Linked DNA regions of Homo sapiens: region 1 is linked to region 2. The links are chromatin loops, found by intact Hi-C in ENCODE. Cell type or tissue: IMR-90. All regions are shown on one strand. Each heading gives the region's core, and the rest is flanking DNA. Links, peaks and the distances in the headings are about the cores only. Region 1 has its middle 55 kb from the start of NPIPB4. Region 2 has its middle 15 kb from the start of METTL9.

Region 1 (4,398 bases), core at 332-4,331, 220 kb before region 2:
GATGGTGGGGAAGCAGAATTGGGGCTGTTAGAGACCTTGGTGCAGGGTTGTGGTGGAAGGAGGGGATGGAGCAGGGCTAAGAGGCGTGGTTTAGGAGTGGGGAGATGTGAGCAGGTTTGTGGACTGAGGGGAGAGGAGCTTTGGTGGAGGAAAACATTGATGCTATAGGAAAGCAGGAAGATGGAACAAGGTCTTAGAAGAGCTGGAGCTTGGGCTCACTGGTGCAGTGCTCCCTTGGAGTTGCACCTCTCTGGCCAACTGTATATGTACTCTTTATAGTCTTTCTCTGGTATATACTTAAGGAACATTTTAGAATGTTTACAAAGAAGGTCAGGCATAGTTAATAAAAAATGGCATGGTTTGAGTGGTATGTTAAGATATTTGAATGGTGATATACCAAAATAAATATTGCATCATGCACATTTGGCTTGCAGTTCATCATTTTTCTGCTCAATTGATTGACGATATGTTTATTACACAATGTGTCTGTGAGTGTCTTGTGCATAGAGATTGTATTAGTCCATTTTCACACTGCTGATAAAGACATAGCTGAGCCTGGGAAGAAAAAGAGATGTTTTTGTTTGTTTGTTTGAGATGGTGTCTCGCTCTGTTGCCCAGGCTGGAGTGCAGTGGTGCGATCTCGGCTCACTGCAACCTCCACCTCCCGGGTTCAAGCAGTTCTCCTGCCTCAGCCTCCTGATTAGCTGGGATTACAGGCACGTGCCACCATGCCCGGCTAATTTTTTGTATTTTTAGTAGAGATGGGGTTTCACTGTGTTAGCCAGGATGGTCTCAATCTCCTGACCTCATGATCCATCCACCTCGGCCTCCCAAAGTGCTGGGATTACAGGCGTGAGCCACTGCACCTGGCCAAAAAAGAGGTTTAATTGGACTTACAGTTCCACATGGCTGGGGAGCCCTCAGAATCATGGCGGGAGGTGAAAGGCACTTCTTACATGGTGGCGGCAAGAGAAAATGAGGAAGATGTAAAAGTGGAAACCCCTGATAAAACCATCAGATCTCGTGAGACTTATTCACTATCATGAGAACAGTATGGGGGAAACCTACCCTATGATTCAAATTATCTCCCACCAGTCCCCCCCCCAACAACATGTGGGACTTACAGGAGTACAATTCAAGATGAGATTTGGGGCCAGGCGTGGTGGCTCATGCCTGTAATTCCAGCACTTTGGGAAGCTGAGGCCGGTGGATCACCTGAGGTCAGGAGTTCGAGACCAGCCTGACTAACATGGAGTAACCCCATCTCTACTAAAAATACAAAATTAGCTGGGCACAGTGGCACATGCCTGTAATCCCAGCTACTCAGGAGGCTGAGGCAGGAGAATCTCTTGAACCTGGGGGGCGGAGTTTGCGGTGAGCCAAGATCTTGCCATTGTATTCCAGCCTGGGCAACAAGAGCAAAACTCTGCCTCAAAAAAAAAAAAAAAAAAAAGTGAGATTTGGGTGGGGACACAGAGCCAGACCATATCAGAGCTAGAATAAATGTTGAATTTGTTGAGGCTACCTGACATAGAGCATCATGTGATAGTTGTCGATTTTATATAAGTATGTAGTAAAAGGGGCTTGGTTTATTATATTTAAATTCCTTCATGACCTAGGTCAGTTTACAGGCTTGCACCATAATTGTGTATTGTGTTGGGGTGTGATATAAGGCACTAATCTGGACACCTTGAACGTGTGTATATCAGATGAATTTCCATCCCAAAATAACATAGTTGTATTTTTTAAATCCTTTTATTCTTTTTTCCCCCCCCTTTGTTATAGGTGAATGCATCCCGGCAGGGTATTGAAGATGCTGAAGAAACAGCAAATCAAACTTGTGGTGGGACAGATTCCACGGAAGGATTGTTTAATATGGTTAGCAGTTTATTAATGAAAGTGGAGATGAAGTTTATCATAATCAAAGGGTGGAAACAGCTAGTGCTGCTCATCTTTGTTAAGGCTTTAGATTGAAAGAATTAAAATAGTTTAGCAAACTTGAAAACGATTCCTTATATGAGTAATTTGCTGCCATGTCATTTAGCACTTAGCATAATTGGTCTATTTCCAAGGCTTTGAATTTGGGTTTGGTGAAGTATGTTTCACTTTTGTTGTTGTAACTTTCAGTGTTTGTTTTTGTAAGCCAGATGCTGTCTGTGAGGGCGTGGCTAATGGAAAAGCATAACTGTTTAATTTCTGCATTTTACCACTTGTACACTTTATAGCATTACTTCTTACGAGTAGCTGGGACCACAGATTACCATGCCTGGCTAATTTTTGTGTTTTTAGAAGAGGCGGGGTTTCACCATGTTGGCCAGACTGGTTGTGAACTCCTGACCGCAAGTGATCTGCCCGCCTCCTGCCCCGCAAAGCGTTGGGATTACAGGTGTGAACAACTGTGCCTGGCCCACGTTCCCTTCTCAGTACACTTGGAGAGAAAACAGATTGCTGCCTGCCAGCCCAGCTAGGTGCTCTGAAAATGTCATCCTGCCTTTGGTCACTAGGTGGTGGTCTTCCCTTAAGCCTTTCTCTATTAAAATCTCATATGGGGTAATTAACAGTATTTCCTTTATTCTTTCCAAGGGTTGAGTTGTAACTAGCCCAAACCAACTTATTAATCTAGAATTTTAAAAACTTTAGGCTTTGACTTTTCTTCTTCTTCTTCTTTTTTTTTTTGGTGGGGGAAAGAATATAGAAGGCTTTTCCTTCTCTGCAACGATTTTGTGGCTTCCTAGAGGTCAGGAGAGTGTTGGTCATGGGAAAGAAGGTTGAATTCAGTCTGCCCACATGGGCGTGCCTAGCTTTAGAACAGCGCTATTTAGGAGAAGTTGGAAGTTACACCCTTTGGTGAGAAGCTGTGTCTGTTTTTTTCCATGATTGGCATAATTAACTCAAATACCAGCTGTACATTAGTCCGTATTTCTGTTCATGGTTGAGTTCAGTGTGTCCAGAGACCGGAAGGTGCTTTGCACTCACAGGAGTGCCCATGTGGAGCTCCATGGGATGTGAATTATTGTTGGTCACTAGTTCTGGCTGACATTGGAATCACTTGAAGAGTTTTTATAATATGTGGATTCCAAAGCCCTGTCACAAACCTATTGAATTTGTACCTCCCAGGTTGAATTTTTTGTTGTTTTTTGTTTGTTTGTTTTTTGAGATGGAGTCTCACTCTGTCACCCAGGCTGGAGTGTAGTGGCATGATCTCAGCTCACTGCAACCTCTGCCTCCTGGGTTCAAGTGATTCTCCTGCCTCAACCTCCCAAGTAGCTGGGATTACAGGCACCTGCCACCACGCCTGGCTAATTTTTGTATTTTTAGTAGAGAGAGGGTTTCTCCATGTTGGCCAGTCTGGTCTCGAGCTCCTGACCTTGGGTGATCCACCCGCCTCGGCCTCCCAAAGTGCTGGGATTACATTTACAGGCGTGAGCCACTGTGCCTGGCCCTGGGTTGATTTTGATGCTTAGCTAGGTTTGGGATCCATTGGATTATTTAACACCCGAGGTGCCTTTTGTTTCTAATGATATTCTCTCAACGTGTTTTAAAAATGAAGCCCATGAGATAGTTATGAGATAGTAGAACTTTTCCCTACATTGGTGAAGTAAAAATCTTGGGATTTTGATAGTCAGATTATCTTAGGCATTAAAAAATATCACACCGATGCCCTCTCTTTTTATAGGGATTCGCAGAGGCATTTTTGGAACATCTTTGGAAAAACTTGCAGGATCCAAGTAATCCTGCCATCATCAGGCAGGCTGCTGGAAATTATATTGGAAGCTTTTTGGCAAGAGCTAAATTTATTTCTCTTATGTAAGTAGCCTAATTTGCCGAGTACTTTTTAATATCATGCTTTAAAAAGAGTATAGCATTGTCTCAAGTCAGAAATATCTCCCATATGTTTTTGGCATGTTTTTAAAGTGAATAAAATTCCTACTCTGTGCAAGATGTTTATATTTCTAAGTGGTGATTTTAGAATAAAGTGTCTCCTTTTTTATATATAAAACCCTGTATGTAAGGCTTTTGTCATCTCTTTTGTGTGGTTGCACTTAAAGATCCATTTGTTTTGTGGATAGAGGACAGTGTTGTATACTGTTTTGATTCTTTTTGTAGGTTTGTCATTTTTTTCATTTGCATTCCAAATCTATTGTATCTGTTAAAGCTGAAGAAAAACCCTTTTAAAGGTAATAGACCTATCTAGGAGGCCAGTTTCTTTCAGTGGCCCATGAAGATATCTTTGGACAAGGATGCTGTTGAAACCCTTCCCCAAGAACAAAATTATTCACCCATAGGACTTGACTGGATGCATCAGGGAATACTGAAGTCCACCAGACTGTCTTTCTCTTGAGACGTGTTGGTGAACATGTCCTATTTGGCCAATCACCCTAAGAGGGGTGCCTTTGA
Region 2 (4,398 bases), core at 84-4,083:
GCCTGGGCAACATGGTGAAAACTTGTCTCTATTAAAAATACAAAAATTAGCCAGGCATGGTGGCACACGCCTGTAGTCCCAGCTACTCGGGAAGCTGAGGCAGGAGAATTGGTTGAGCCTGGGAGGTGGAGGTTGCAGGGAGCCAAGATCACACCACTGCACTGCAGCCTGGGTGACAGAGAGGGACTCCTTCTCATAAAAAAAAAATGCAAAAGACTCATAATGTGGTTTTGTTTGTTTTGAGACAGTTTTGAGACAATTGCCCAGGCGGAGTGCAGTGGCACAATCAGGGCTCACTGCAACTTCTGCCCTCCGCCTCCCAGGCTTAAGTGATTCTCCTGCCTCAACCTCCCGAGTAGCTGGGATTACAGGCACGTTACCACCATGCACTGCATTTTTAGTAGAGACGGGGTTTTGCCATATTGGTCAGGAGTTGGAACTCCTGACCTCAGGTGATCTGCCCACCTCGCCCTCCCAAAGTGCTAGGATTACAGGTGTGAGCCACCTCGCCGGGCCAAAATCTCATGAAGTTTTAAGATTACAAATTTGTGTGGGGCTGCATTCAAAGCCATCCCGGGCCGCATGTGGCCCACAGGCCATGGGTTGGACATGCTTGATTTATATCAAGAGGCAGGAAGCCCACATTCTAGTATTTCCTTTACACTTTCCACGTGATTTTGGAAAAATCACATAATCCCAACTACCTTGTCTTTAAAAATAGTAATCAATTGGCCAGAAGTGGTGGCTCACGCCTACAATCCCAGCACTTTGGGAGGCCGAGGTGGGTGGATCACTTGAGGTCAGGAGTTCGAGACCAGCCTGGCCAACATGGCGAAACCCTGTTTCTACTAAAAATACAAATATTAACCGGGTGTGGTGGTACGCACCTGTAGTCCCAGCTACTCGGGAGGCTGAGGCAGGAGAATCGCTTGAACCCAGAAGGGGAGTTTGCAGTGAGCTGAGATCATGCCACTGCACTCCAGTCTGGGTGAGAGAGCGAAGCTCTGTCTCAAAAAATAAAAAGAAAGTAAGTAAATAAATAAATACTAATCAATCAAGACCACCCATGCGTAAAGGTATGGACCATCACCTGCTTACTTTCTTTGGTGAATTATGAATTATGTGAATTTTTTCCAAATTCTAATATAAATACATCTGTACTTAGTAATGCAACAGAAGTGGTATAATTTTCTTTGTTTTCTTTAAAAAACCAAGTCTCACAAATTCAGAGTTCCATAATCCTCCGTAAAACAAGAATTTATTATAAATAGTACCATACCTGTGACAATGTTTATAAAGGGAGATGATCTTTTCCTTTGAGAACTATGTGCTTGACAAATTATCACCTTCTTATGACCTGAAATAAAAATCCTTGCCTTTCTTACCCCTGTATGTTCATCACACACACACACACACACACACACACACACACACACACACACACCTGCTCTGTTTCATACTGTAAGGCTTGCCCGGTCTACTGTGAAGTACCTGGGAGGGAAAAAAAAAAACAACTCTAGAAATGAAATGGAAATAGATATATTTTTACTCCATGACATTCTAGATCTGGGCCACAGCCTACTCTCCATGAAAGAAAGCCTCCTACAACAGCACTGCAAGGGTACCGCATGTCACTTAGAACAGTGACAGCACCACTAAGCGCCAGACATTGTGCTAGTGCTTTCCATATGCCATCTTTTTTTTTTTTTTTTTTGAGACAGAGTCTCACTTTGTCACCCAGGCCGCAGTGCAATGGCTCGATCTCAGCTCATGCAACCTCCTCCGCCTCCAGGGTTCAAGCGATTCTCCTGCCTCAGCCTCCTGGGTAGCTGGGATTATAGGCGTGCACCACCACGCTTGGTTAACTTTTGCATTTTTAGCAGAGACGGGGGTTCACCATGTTGGCCAGGCTGGTCTCAAACTCCTGACCTCAAGTGATCCACCTGCCTTGGCCTCACAAAGTGCTGGGATTACAGGCGTGAGCCAGCACGCCTGGTCTGCCATCTCTTTTAATCCTCCTAACAATCAAATGAGGTGGATACTATTATTACCAGCTTTTTATAGAAAATAATCTAAGGCAGAGAAAGCTTCCATTGCTTTTACAGTGAATAAATAAATAAGTGGTTGAGGCAGGAATTTTTTTTTTTTTTTGTGAGACAGGGTCTTTGTCACCCAGGCTGGAGTGCAGTGGCATGATCTCTGTTCCCTGCAACCACTACCTCCCGGGCTCAAGTGATCTTCCCACCTCAGCCTCCTGAGCAGCTGGGACGTCAGGCACGCACCCATACCCAGGCATGCCCAACTAATTTTTGTATTTTTTGTAGAGACCGGGTTTTGCTACATTGCACAGACTGGTCTCGAATTCCTGGGCTCAAGTGATCTTTCCACCTCAGCCTCCCAAAGTGCTGGAATTACAGCACCGTGCCTGGCCGAAGCAGGATTTTAAACTAGGCAGTCGGGTTGCAGAACCCTCATTCTTCACCACAATGCTTTACCGCCTCCTAGTGTTTATTTACTTTTGTAAAATTTTTTTTTGCAAGCCGGGCACAGTGGCTCACCCCTGTAATCCCAGCACTTTGGGAGGCCGAGGCGGGTGGATAACCTGAGGTCAGGAGTTCGAGCCTGGCCAACATGGTGAAACCCCGTCTCTACTAAAAATACAAAAAATTAGCCAGGCGTGTTGGCACGTGCGTGCCTGTAATCCCAGCTACTCAGGAGGCTGAGGCAGGAGAATTGGTTGAACCCAGGAGGTGGAGGTTGCAGTGAGCCAAGATTGTGCCATTGCACTCCACCCTGAGCAACAAGAGTGAAACTCCATCTCAAAAAAAAAAAAAAAGATATTTTTGCAGAGATGGTCTTGCCTCGTTGCCCAGGCTGATCTGAAACTCCTGGCCTCAAGGGATCCTTTTGCCTCAGTCTCCCAAAGTATCAGGATTACAGGCATGAGCCATTGCGTCTGATCTTAGAGGTTTTTGTTTTGTTTTGTTTTGTTTTGGAGATGGAGTTTCGCTCTTGTTGCCCAGGCTGGAGTGCAATGATGTGATCTCAGCTCACCACAAACTCCGCCTCCTGGGTTCAAGCAATTCTCCTGCCTCAGCCTCCCGAGTAGCTGGGACTACAGGGATGCACCACCATGCCTGGCTAATTTTGTATTTTTAGTAGAGACGCGGTTTCTCCATGTTGGTCAGGCTGGTCTCGAACTCCCGACCTCGGGTGATCCGCCCACCTTGGCCTCCCAAAGTGCTGGGATTACAGGCGTGAGTCACCATGCCCAGCAAGTGTTAGTGTATTCTATGTGCGGCCCAAGACAATTCTTCTTGTGCCCAGCCGCCTTAGTGGTTTTTTTGGTTTGGTTTCGTTTGGTTTGGTTTGAAATGCAGTTTAGCTCTTGTCACCCAGGCTGGAGTACAGTGGCACAATCTCGGTTCACTGCAACGTCTGCCTCCTGGGTTCAAGTGATTCTCCTGCCTCAGCCTCCCAAGTAGCTGGGATTACAGGCGCTCGCGACCATACCCAGCTAATTTTTGTATTTTTAGTAGAGACGGGATTTCACCATGTTGGCCAGCGCATTAGTGTTTTTCAAAACAGGCCTCAGATCACTAGCGTCAGGATCACCTGTGGTGCTGGTTAAAATGCAGCTTCCTTGGCTATCCCAGGTATACTGATTCAGAATCTTCAGCAAAAGTAATATGTAATTTATATAATTAAAAAGTACTTAAACGTCTTTTTTTTAATTTTTTATATATTTATTTTTTGAGACGGAGTCTAGCTCTGTCGCCCAGGCTGGAGTGCAGTGGCGCAATCTCGGCTCACTACAAGTTCCGCCTCCCAGGTTCACGCCATTCTCCTGCCTCAGCCTCCCGAGTAGCTGGGACTACAGGCCCCCGCTGCCACGCCCGGCTAATTTTTTTGTATTTTTGGTAGAGACGGGGTTTCACCGTGCTAGCCAGGATGGTCTCGATCTCCTGACCTCGTGATCCACCCACCTCAGCCTCCCAAAGTGCTGGGATTACAGGCGTGAGCCACCGCGCCTGGCCTTAAACGTCTTAAAATTATTTTTAATGAGATATTTATTTATTTATTTAGAGACAGAGTCTCACTCTGTTGCCAGGCTGGAGTGCAGTGGCGCAATCTCAGCTCACTGCAACCTCCACCTCCCGGGTTCAAGCGATTCTCCTGCGTCAGCCTCCAGAGTAGCTGGGCATGCACCACCACGCCCAGCTAATTTTTGTATTTTTTAGTAGAGACGGGGTTTCACCATGTTGGCCAGGATGGTCTTGATCTCTTGAACTCGTGGTCTGCTCACCTCAGCCTCCCAAAAATAATTATTTTTAAATAATATGTTGAGATAACCTAAAAGAAAGTCACATTTCATATTAATTTTTCATATATGTCTGG

What was found. Hi-C counts contacts between places; a loop is a spot of excess contacts. Peaks named below come from ENCODE experiments on the same cell type or tissue, not always from the same donor. Only the 100,000 strongest peaks of a DNase experiment are listed, where the experiment ranks them.
Region 1: a loop joins it to region 2, with 14 times the contacts of the local background. A loop is called at or near these places in 2 of 110 quality-filtered maps.

What each region holds. Positions count from the first base shown.
Region 1 is chr16:21,800,116-21,804,513 of GRCh38, reverse strand. It overlaps the pseudogene RRN3P1. Among named protein-coding and RNA genes, the nearest start is that of NPIPB4, 55 kb to the left of the region's middle. In IMR-90, for the core only: a CTCF peak has its summit at 2,500 (motif pointing right); no DNase peak of the experiment used is centred there.
Region 2 is chr16:21,582,269-21,586,666 of GRCh38, reverse strand. No RefSeq gene overlaps it. Among named protein-coding and RNA genes, the nearest start is that of METTL9, 15 kb to the left of the region's middle. In IMR-90, for the core only: a CTCF peak has its summit at 2,499 (motif pointing left); no DNase peak of the experiment used is centred there.